2 separate regions of the Homo sapiens genome follow, and region 1 is linked to region 2. Evidence: chromatin loops called from intact Hi-C (ENCODE). Cell type or tissue: gastrocnemius medialis. All regions are shown on one strand. Each heading gives the region's core, and the rest is flanking DNA. Links, peaks and the distances in the headings are about the cores only.

Evidence for each region. A loop is a pair of places that touch in the nucleus more often than their neighbours do. Peaks named below come from ENCODE experiments on the same cell type or tissue, not always from the same donor. Only the 100,000 strongest peaks of a DNase experiment are listed, where the experiment ranks them.
Region 1: it touches region 2 in a loop (2.9-fold over the local background); 4 of 110 quality-filtered maps call a loop at or near these places.

The regions. Positions count from the first base shown.
Region 1 is chr6:144,263,205-144,268,590 of GRCh38, forward strand. No RefSeq gene overlaps it. Among named protein-coding and RNA genes, the nearest start is that of UTRN, 19 kb to the right of the region's middle. RefSeq lists a silencer at 475-675 and enhancers at 2,235-2,968, 2,969-3,702. In gastrocnemius medialis, for the core only: no CTCF peak of the experiment used is centred there; DNase peaks (open chromatin) are centred at 2,375 and 3,117; H3K27ac peaks cover 2,560 bases.
Region 2 is chr6:144,331,419-144,336,804 of GRCh38, forward strand. The region is part of intron 2 of UTRN (utrophin); the gene reads left to right. Among named protein-coding and RNA genes, the nearest start is that of UTRN, 49 kb to the left of the region's middle. RefSeq lists an enhancer at 1-513. In gastrocnemius medialis, for the core only: no CTCF peak of the experiment used is centred there; DNase peaks (open chromatin) are centred at 2,813 and 3,113; H3K4me3 peaks cover 685 bases; H3K27ac peaks cover 1,331 bases.

The DNA of each region.
Region 1 (5,386 bases), core at 102-5,101, 68 kb before region 2:
GGAACATAAGGCCGATTCACACTTCAGCTGTGACAGGAAATATCCTCTCCACAGGGCATTCGCTGAGCAAACGACTTTGTAACTTTATTTCATCCTGTCCATTTACATGAGGTGTACACCAAGTAAACAATGGAATCCTCTGGAGGGTATTTAAACCCCTACAAATTCTGTAATGGTGCCCTAGAGCCCCTATGCTTGGGCCCGCTCCCACACTGTGGAGTGCACTTTCATTTTCAATAAATTTCTTCATTCTTTCCCTGCTTTGTTGGTGCGTTTTGTCCAATTCTTTGTGCAAGGTGCCAAGAACCTGGGCACCCTCCTCTAGTAACATTATGACTTCATTTAAACCTAACACTTCCCAAAGGGTCCCACCTCCAAATACCATCCCATTGGGGATTAAGGCCTCAACATTGAATTTGGAGAGACACAAACATTCAGTGCATTGCACTAAGATTCAGTTTCTTTATCTGCAAAATACGTATCACACCTATTTATAAGGTTTGAGAATGAAATAAGATGTTTATAGGCATTAGCCCAGGCTCATAATAAAACCAAAGGAAAACATTCAAAATAGGTATTGACTATGTATCAGGTACTTTTGAATAAAATGTTAAGAATGAAAATCACTTATTGAATACTATGTCTTCAGAGTTATGCTAAATGGGTTTATGTATTATATTCGTTTAATCCTCCATCACTCTTATGAAGTAGGTATGATGAAAACTGAGAGGTTGAATATTTTCCTGATGTCACAACTGGCAAATGGGAGCGGAACCTAGAGCCAGGGCATGCGCTCTGAGGTGGTCTGTGGTCTCTTCTGTTTAGACAGAAATATGCAAACAATTACTTAAATGTTCACAAAATAAATTTAAATGGATTTCTACTTAAAATAGTAGGAGAGAAATCCTCCTACTTAGGAGAGATTCCTCTAGTAGGAGAGGAATCCTTAGGAGAGATTCCTCTAATAGGAGAGAAATGCTCTACTTAAAATAGAAGGAGAGAAATCTGTTTTTCACCTTTATGGTCACCTTCTCTGCTGAGTAAAAATTGGAATACATGCTCTTACAATGGGACAAGGTGGCCAAAAAAGAACCCCGGAGTCGAATTCTCTTTCTTGCCTCTCTCTTCCTTCTTTGATGTCAGCCTTCCACTCTTGATGCCTATTCCTCCATGTTTACCCAAGGCCAACTTTGAGGGAGGAAACGTAGCTGTGAAAGCACTGGCCGGAGGGCAGCATTCTTTTCCAGTGCTAGAATTCTTTAGTGTATGAGCTGTCACCCAGCCCCTGGTTTTCTATCTCTGATTAGTCAAAGGGCTGTAGAAACATTTATACTCTCTCCTCTGGAAGAATTCTTCGGCACACTTTCCCACCTACATCCCAGCTTGAACACTGAAGGAACATCATGCTTAAACAGAGAAAAGCTTAGTTTTAGGGGAAACTGATAGACAAGCTGGGATTGAGTTTCCTTTTTAGGAACATTTTCTAGATTAAAGAAAATCAGTTCTACTCTTAATATGTTAAAAATGTGTCATGTGTTGGTTATGGAATTTGTGGGAAAAACTCAAGATGGTATTGAAGTGTTCTAAAGAAACTGCAGCGTCATCACAAAACTATACAAGTGATATTAGAAACAAAAGCTCTGACAGAAAAACCTCCTTTCAACAGAACCAGAAAAATGAATGCAACCACTGGATCACTGGCAGGATCCAAACACTTGGCTTCTCAAGGTAACCACTGAGAGGCTGGAGGTCAAGTTCAGGAAGGTACCATGTAGAAACCATACTATTCACCCAGCCAACTGGAGACAGTTAACCGATCACAAAGAAAAATGAAAATTGCAACTTCTAGAATTTAAAGGGGTTTGTCCCTGGAATCTTGGCTCTGTTAATGGCATCGACCCCTCAGGTTAATATTAAACAAACTACACTCTGGTATTCATTACCTTATCGTGAGCCAAAGGAAGATAAGCAAAATATGCAGGGCTCTGACACAGCTGGAGTGGGCCACGTAACAGAATAGCTCTTGAAGAGCCTTTTACTAGTACCGTCCTGGTAACAAATAACATTTAGTGATGATTAAATGAGTATTTATTCTCACCAAAGAAATATGCAAAAATTTCCTCATATATTTTTGTGTCTTAATCTCTTTTCTTTCCAATCTATAATTTTTCTTTAGCACAGGTTTTCTCATTCACTTAGTTTCAATGTTATTTAATCTTTATATAAATAGCCTTAAATCCCATAGAGAAATCAGCAGGTCACTAAACACTTAAATACTTATTAAGAAAATGACAGAAGAAATTTTTTCTATCTTCCTCTTTCGCTTCTCTTTTTAAACGAAGGTTGGTTGACAGTCGGGTGATCTCAGGCCTAAAGTATTTGGCTTTCCCCATTGTTCAGGACTCCGGGTAAGCCTTGGTAGGCGAGTGATCTACAATTAAGATGACAATCCCCACCCCCCTCCTTTGCATTTAGAAGTTGGGCCTTTGGGATTTTACAGTGTGCTAGCACTCTTAAAGACTATTCATATTAACTGCCTTTTTGGTTGATAAATTTGTATATCAGGGTAGTTATTATAACTACCCTGAGCTAAAAAATGAACTAGAGATTTTTGCAAATATGCAAAAACTGCTCTTACTTTGGAAAAAAGCAAAAAAACAAAAAACAAACAAACAAAAACCCCCAACAATCTCAGCTTTCATAATTAATTTCAAAGAACAACCATCAGAACAGTATTTTTTCCCCAAAGTGGGAAAATTGAAAAATATATATATTTTAAAAGATTTTGGAACTGCAGAACAGACAAATGTCCCAACTCTTAAAATCTGAAGTTAATAAACGGCTCAAAAATCTTGCTGAGCTAATTAATTAGACCTGTTCCCCAAACACTCCCTGTTGTCTTGAAGTTGAAGGAAGAAAAGGCTCTTTTTCCCACCCCTCCCCCATCCAGCAGGAGGAGCTGGAAATAGAGACTTGGTAAGTGGACTCCCGAAAGGGTTATCCCTTTCCAGTAAGCCTAGGTACAGTTAGTGCTACTAGGACAGGATGCTGGCTGAGTACAAGCTCAGCCGGAATTCCCAAAACAGAGGCACAGCTGGGGTGGGGCAGAAGCAGAGTCCTCCAAATTCACAGCTGCTACCAGTTTCAAAACTGTTTTTAGAAGCCGCAGGGCTGGGAGTGGAACAGGTTCTGTTCACTTAGTGTGGCTCAGTTTGCAATTCTGGGACAGGAGCCAGGTAGAGGATTTTCTCCCATAATTCTTAAAGATGACGTGTGCTCTCCGGAGAGATGTAACATTACAGACTATTAGAACTCGGTGGGCCTTGGGAGGTCTTCTAGTGGATCCATCCACTCATCCTACAGGCCAGGCAGTGGAGGCTCAAAAAGTTAAGCAACTTGCCTAAGGTCACATAAATGGCCTCTGACAGAGCTAGGACTCTGTTAGCTCAGAAAACCCAGTATTTTCTTCCAACTCATTTATAGTTGGTTATCCAAATCAAAATTACATTAAAATTTTCAGATATAAAACATAAACTTTGGCACATATATTTAAATTTTAACTGTAGTAAAATACACATGACATAAAATTTATCATCTTACCCATTTTTAAATGTACGATACAGCAGCATTAAGTAAATTCACATTATTATATATATATTTAATTTGGATTCCATTTCTACCATTTTATTTTATGCATTCTATTGTTCCGCCTTTTCTACATTCTTTTATATTCCTTCTTTACTTTTTTGGATTACATTTCATGTTTTATTTTTTCTTATTCTATTTTTTTCTTTTACTAGTTTAGAACTTATATCTTTGTTTTTTATATTTTATGGGATGTCCTAGAATTTATAGCATATATATAAAAATGTATATACACACACATACATATATATACGCATGTATATATGTGTGTACTTTAATGAAGTGTGTAATTTAATAAAGTCTTAAGTTAATCAATGTTTTACCCTCCTGAACAAAACACATACCTTTGGTTTTTTGTTTTTTATTTCCTTTAAAATTTTTTATTTCTATAGGTTTTTGAGGAACAGGTGGTATTTGGTTACGTGAGTAAGTTCTTTAGTGGTGATTTGTGGGACTTTGGTGCACCCATCTCCCGAGCAGTATACACTGAATCCAATTTGAGTCTTTTATTGTTCACCCCCCACCCCCATGTACATATATTTAAATGCTGAGTATCTACATGGCAATTGAAAGGGTCAGTGAAAAATGTCTTCCCCTGGGCCTGGCGCGGTGGCTCACGCCTGTAATCCCAGCACTTTGGAAGGCCGAGACAGGCAGATCACAAGGTCAGGAGTTCAAGACCAGCCTGGCCAACATCGTGAAAACCCATTTCTACTAAAAATGCAAAAATTATCTGGTTGTGGTGGCAGGCACCTGTAATCCCAGCTAATTGGGAGGCTGAGGCAGGAGAATCATTTGAACCTGGGAGGCACAGGTTGCAGCAAGCTGAGATTGTGCCACTGCAATCCAGCCTGGGTGACATGAGCAAAACTCCGTCTCAAAAAAAAAAAAAGTCTTTCCCATTATCAGTCAGTTATTTAATGGACACATACCACGTGACTCTACATGGTGGGATCAGACAGCCTCTGGGCCCTCAAGGAGCTTATCATTTGTTTAGGAGACTCAATATATAAACAGAAGACAACTATAAAAGGCAGTATCTGATATGTTTTAAATGATGGTACTCACAGTAAGTGTGAAGAATCCAAAGGACACAATCATTATGAGATGAGTACTCAGGAAAAGCTTCAACGAGAAGGTAGACTTGCGCTACATTAATATGAGCAGGCACTCCAGATGAAAGAACAGAGTGACATGGGGGTGAGCTGTAAAAGATGTTCAACAAAAAGTGACTAGAAAAGTCTCAGAGTATCCAGCATGGGTTGGTATTAGACTATAGATAAATGGCCATTACACACTGATATTATTAGATATTAGATAAATGGCCAGTTTTATCTTGTAAGCAATTGGGAGCCATTGAAGATTTTTGAATAACATGATTACCATGTTTACAAGTTGATTTGATGGCAAAGTGTAGGATGGATTGAAGGAGGAAGAGTTGTTTGAGTGAGGCTAGTTAAGACGCCAATACAACAGTTCAAGTACAAAGGCAAGTTCAAGTACAGTGGTAGGATTGGACATTGATAATGTAGATATGTAAAAAATATATAATGAACAATCAATAGAACTTTTTAATTGCCGGGTGCGGTGGCTCGCGCCTGTAATCCCAGCACTTTGGGAGGCGGAGGCAGGCAGATCACGAGGTCAGAGATTGAGACCATCCTGGCTAACATGGTGAAACCTCGTCTCTACTAAAAATACGTAAAATTAGCCGGGCGTGGTGGCACGCACCTGTAGTCCC
Region 2 (5,386 bases), core at 263-5,262:
CTTCTCCGTGATGGAAAAAGATTTACCGAAAAGTGTCTGTTGTATGAAAGTCATATGGGGTAGAAATTAAACTGTAAATGAGTTAAGGAGCTGTAACCTTGGCGCTATTCCAAATCTCCAACAATTGAGTAGTTAATTAGTGCCCCTGCATCCATTTAATTTGTCCATTTATCTCTTGGTTCGTTCACTGTCATTTATTTCTCTCTGCTGGTGCCAAGTTACGTGATAGGCTGCTGGGAGGCAGACAAGCAAGATCTCTGCTTGCAGGCTTTCAAACGCAGCGATTCAGCAGCGTGGTAAGACGTGTGCTCATGATACATACTATGTGCTGTGGGACCACAGGTCAGGAAGGATAAACTCCCGGAGTTTTGCTCTTCCTCAGAGGGTCAAGGAATGTTTCCCAGAGAAGTGACTTGCAAAGTGGTAGAGAGGAATGTGGAAGGGAAGAATTCCAGGCTGAGGAGAAAGTGTTTGGAAAGGCAAATATTCAGTGAATCATATGGTGAGATGCCATTTTCAAATGTATAATGCACCTCCTTGCTCACTGTCCATCATTGCCCCATCCAGCCACACTGGTCAGCTTTCAGCTCTGGGAACAACCTCTGTTTACAGGGTCTTTCCTCCACCTGGAATACCGGCCCCCAGCTCTTGGCTATCTCCTTCTCCTCCTTCTGGGATTGGGCATTGGATGAAATTGCACCTGCTTAGAGAAGCCTGTCCTGACACCCACCTGAAGTAGATTTTGTGCTGTTGTCTCCACCATCCACACTTGTCACCATTGCTCATTGCTTTTGTTCACTTGTTTGTTTACTTTAGTGTTGATAGGTCCCCAAGACTGTGCTCTCCATATGGGCAGGGACCAAGGTTGTCTTGTTCACGATTGTGTCCATAGTGCCTTGTACGGTGCCTGTTCTGTAGGGATGATAGATCCTTGTGAATGAATGAATGAGTGAATGAATGAATGAAAAGGCGGAGTCACTTAAAAGAACAAAAGCATTTGTAATAGACTTGCTATTCCTGTTTATTCTTTGAAATTTGAGGTAATTCTTAACTAGCCACTTAGGATCTCCATTAAGAACCCTAGTCAAGACCTTTGGGTATTACCTCAAAGTAAAACAAAGTGGGAGTATTTTGGATCTTTGGAAGTTAACTTGAAAAAATCTAAGGATTCTTTAAATTGAATATATAGGGAAGAGAGAACTCCTACTCAGAATACTTAAGTTACAAACACAAGAAAAATTCATAGATTAAAAAAATTGAACAAAGAGTATCATTAAGTCAAACCGTTTTTAATAGTAATTTTGTAAAGTTATTTATGACACTATTTTTTATGTATATTCTCAGTTCTCTAAAACCTGATAATTTTGGTGATTTACTCTTATCTGTGCTTTGAACACTTTATTCTTATAATTAATATCATTATTTTTAACTTACTGAAACCTTTCAACTTACGTAATCAGTAATGTTCTCATGCTGATATTAACCTTTTATTTATTTATTTATTTATTTATTTATTTATTTATTTATTTATTTGAGATGGAGTCTCATTCTGTCACTCAGGCTGGAGTGCAGTGGTGCGATCTTGGCTCACTGCAACCTCCACTTCCCGGATTCCAGCCAATTCTCCTGCCTTAGTCTCCCAAGTAGCTGGGATTACAGGCTCCCACCACCACACGTGGCTAATTTTCGTATTTGTATTTTTAGTAGAGATGGGGTTTTGTCATGTTGGCCAGGCCTGTCTCGAACTCCTGACCTCAGGTGATCCACCCACCTCGGCCTCCCAAAGTGCTGGGATTACAGGTATGAGCCACTGAGCTCAGCCTGATATTAACCTTTTAATTCAATACAGTCTTCCCATAACAGACCTTCTCCCATTGATGGGCTCATTTTTATTGCTCTTTGTTCTCTACTGATTCTGTCAGTTTTTAGAGCCCATAAAATAGCTTCATTTCTATACCGTCTTATTCACATTCAGATTTTTCATATAGCATGTCACACACAGTATAAGACATTTTCCATAACATATTATGAGTTGATGATTTCTGTCATGTTGAAGAAGATCATACAGCAACACTTATCTTGTAAATTCTCTTATAATGCCAGGTAAAAAAAATGTTATGTGAAATGGCACATTGAAAGAAAGGAAAATCTAAAGGTGGATTGCTTAAATGATTGTGATTGTTTTTCCCATTGGATCTTCTGCAGATGAGAATTCCCTGCATAGATCACCCAAGGGGTGGCAGATCGGGCTTCTCAGTTTCAGCCAGGGGTGGACGGTTTGCATCTCCTGATGTGTTCATCAACAACATGATGAAGCCAGTGTCCTTGGCTACTGATTCCAACCTTTTGTTCTGTTCTTGGAGAAATGGGGAAAAAGATACACTTATATACTAGTGTAGATTTTGGTTATCTTTATTTGTGAAGAAAATTTTTTGTTTACCTCTCATTTTATTCATTCGTTCAGTAAATATCTCATTTTATTCATTCGTTCAGTAAATATTTATCCACCCACCTACTATGTGCTAGGCACTGTGATAGTCACTAGGTATTAAAAAAGTACATTGATGATCGATGCTAAGATTATTTTCAAACTATTTTAAGAGAGGACTCCTAAATTAAAAGAAATTATGTATCAACAGACAAATGCCCTTTTATTTTTTTCCCTACAAAATTGCTGCTGGCTAGAGAATGATGATGATTTGCACTTCTGACATCATTGCCTAATGTTGGGTTTCTGTGCCTGGGCTCTTTATGCTGTGGAGGCAAATGGTGCTTTGAGTGTCTTAATTTCACCGGAATGCTGCACCTGTTGCTGGCTATTCTTGCATATGAAATCCAGACCCTAGAGTCACTTGCTTTCATTTCCTTTTCCTCCTCCCTCTTTCCGGTGTGTGTTTGGGGGGGGTGGGGGTGGTGAGGCAGGGTGGGGGCAGCAGATTAGTAGCTTCTGTGAAGAGTAACCACCTTCCTGTTCCGTCAAGGCTATGATTTTAGCGCCCCCGGGAGTGGTAGTGTTGCGTCACTCTGTCATCTGTCGCCGAAAGACTCATAATCCGGGCAGCCTCAAGAGTTTGAGGCGTGGGTTTGTGCCCGAGTTTGGGGTTCTAGGGGAGGGGTGAAGTGGAACAGGCTTTCAGCAGCTGCTGCCGCCACCTGATACCTGGAACCTTACTGCTATTGAGGAACATGTATTTCCTCTTGGCTTCATTTGCTGTTTGGCTATGACTGAGGAAGACAGGAGGTATTGCATAGTATCATTTACTTTCATAAACATAACTTTGACATCTCTAGGCTTCATGTTGGTTCAGGCAATGCTCTCGAAAGCCAGGGAGCTGCTTTGCAAGATGCATGCTATGGCTGAAGGAACGGCTCAATAGCTGGGAGCTGGCCCTGAGGTTTAAATCCACTCACAGCACGAATTTGGTGTTTTACTTTGTGTCCTGAAACCTCAATAACCTCATTTTTCAAGTGAGAGTTGAAATATTGACACAACTTAACTTTTAAGAATTTTGAAGGCATCAGTGAAAATAAATTGAACGAACTTTGAAGTTCAGAGATCTCTAAAAGTGAATACAGACCAAATTATATCCTGATGATCAAGTAGGAACATCCGTAGTTCCAGTACTATAGTTCATTGACAACCTCCAGAAAGTTACGGTAGTCTAACATTCCTTATTTAAAACCAACTTTGCCATGTTTAATTTATTTATACTTTTATAGATAGACAGATTTACTACTGGACATTCTCTGGCAGAGAAAAATTTCATGGAAAGTGAAGTTTAATGTGAAATGGCACATAAGTGGTCCTGACTTGCAAACTCAGGAATGGCTTGTTGACCACTGTCCTGGAATAAGAGAGCCCAGCTTTGTTCTTGTCTTATTTCTGGATCGCCCTTTCTCCTTTGTACCTTCTGACATTGTTTCTGAGTTCCCTCCTCCCATCTGCCACCCGCTCCTTTGCAACTCTGTAGAGCATTTTAATAACAGGTTGTTTGTGCCTGTCTTGCCTCTGCAGCACTCACTCCCACCTGTTTCCTCAGCCTCTGACTTCTCCTTTCCCCTTTTTGGCATGCTCTGACCTGCCTCCGTAGTTGAACCCGATTCCTGAGGCAATGATATGGCAGGTCCCTCAACTCTCCATCTATAGCACTTGCCTTGCCTGGCCTGGGAACCGGCTCTTTCACTGCTGTACTGCATGGAACAGAGTAGGCACTGCTTAAACCTATCAGCTGCCTGGCTCTCTCAAATGCTCTTTCCAGGAACTCTGGCACTGTGAACCCACTGCTGAATCTCGTGGCTCATAAATAAACTCTCAAGTGATAATTGTGACTTGAATTCTCTAGTTCTTACCTGACCACCTCTTAATATCATCCTGGAACTGTCTTTATATCATCTTGGAAACCCTGGAGCTGATTTGAAATACCTCTGGTCAGTTCCTCAGCATCAGTTCTGTCTAATGAACACCTATATTCTTCATTGTCTCCTCACTCTTGGCTCTAAGTTGTCACAAGTAGATGATTATGTCTCATTCCCAAGTAGAGATAGGACACATGAGAGTGGGTGGGTGTGCCCATAGTTTAGACAGGACTATCTTTGTGTGGTACCAGCTGCGGCAGGATCTACAGATGACTCACACATGTTAATACCCACATCTTCTGAGTGGCCAACATCCTCAGATTTGCATGTGGGCATTTGCAAGAGGAAGCACACAGATGCTGTGATCAGGGCTGAGATGCCTACAGGTGTGTCTGCTGGGCTGCGGCAGGTGGTGGCCAGTGGAAGACAGGTTGTAGGTAGGGAAAGTGTTGCCTCATGGAGGGTGATCCTGATATGGTGGGAACTTCAATCCAGACTCCGACATCGCCACGGGCAAGCTGAATGACAGTAAACAACCTTCAGGGCTTGGGGACGTCAGCACACTCACCTGTGGAGAGCCAGCCAGAAGACAGGCAGTGGCACAAGTTTTCTGAGGTAGAGATTGTGACTGTAGGTGACCAAGGAACAAAATATTATGAAGACCACATTGGGGTTCATAGGCTGGTGGCCCTGTAGGACACTTGGACACATTTTTTTTCCTGCCAACACCAAAGAATAATTTCTAGGTGTCTCTTCTTCACACCTTCCCATGAAGCTTGAAAGTTCTAGAGCTCACTAGAAACTAGAAAAATTTTCCTTACTATGACAGCAAGTGTGCTTCGAGAAAACTCACTTGCTGACCTTTGTTCCACAGCCCAGCAGGTTGCCACCTGATTTATAAAAACAGATTATGGAGACAGTCCAGAAAAATTACTCCCTCTTTCTTTTTTTTTTAAAGTAATATTTTAAAATTCCTTTCTTTTTGAAGTATTTGGGTTGTTTTTATCAATTTCGTTCACTGTTGCCTTAA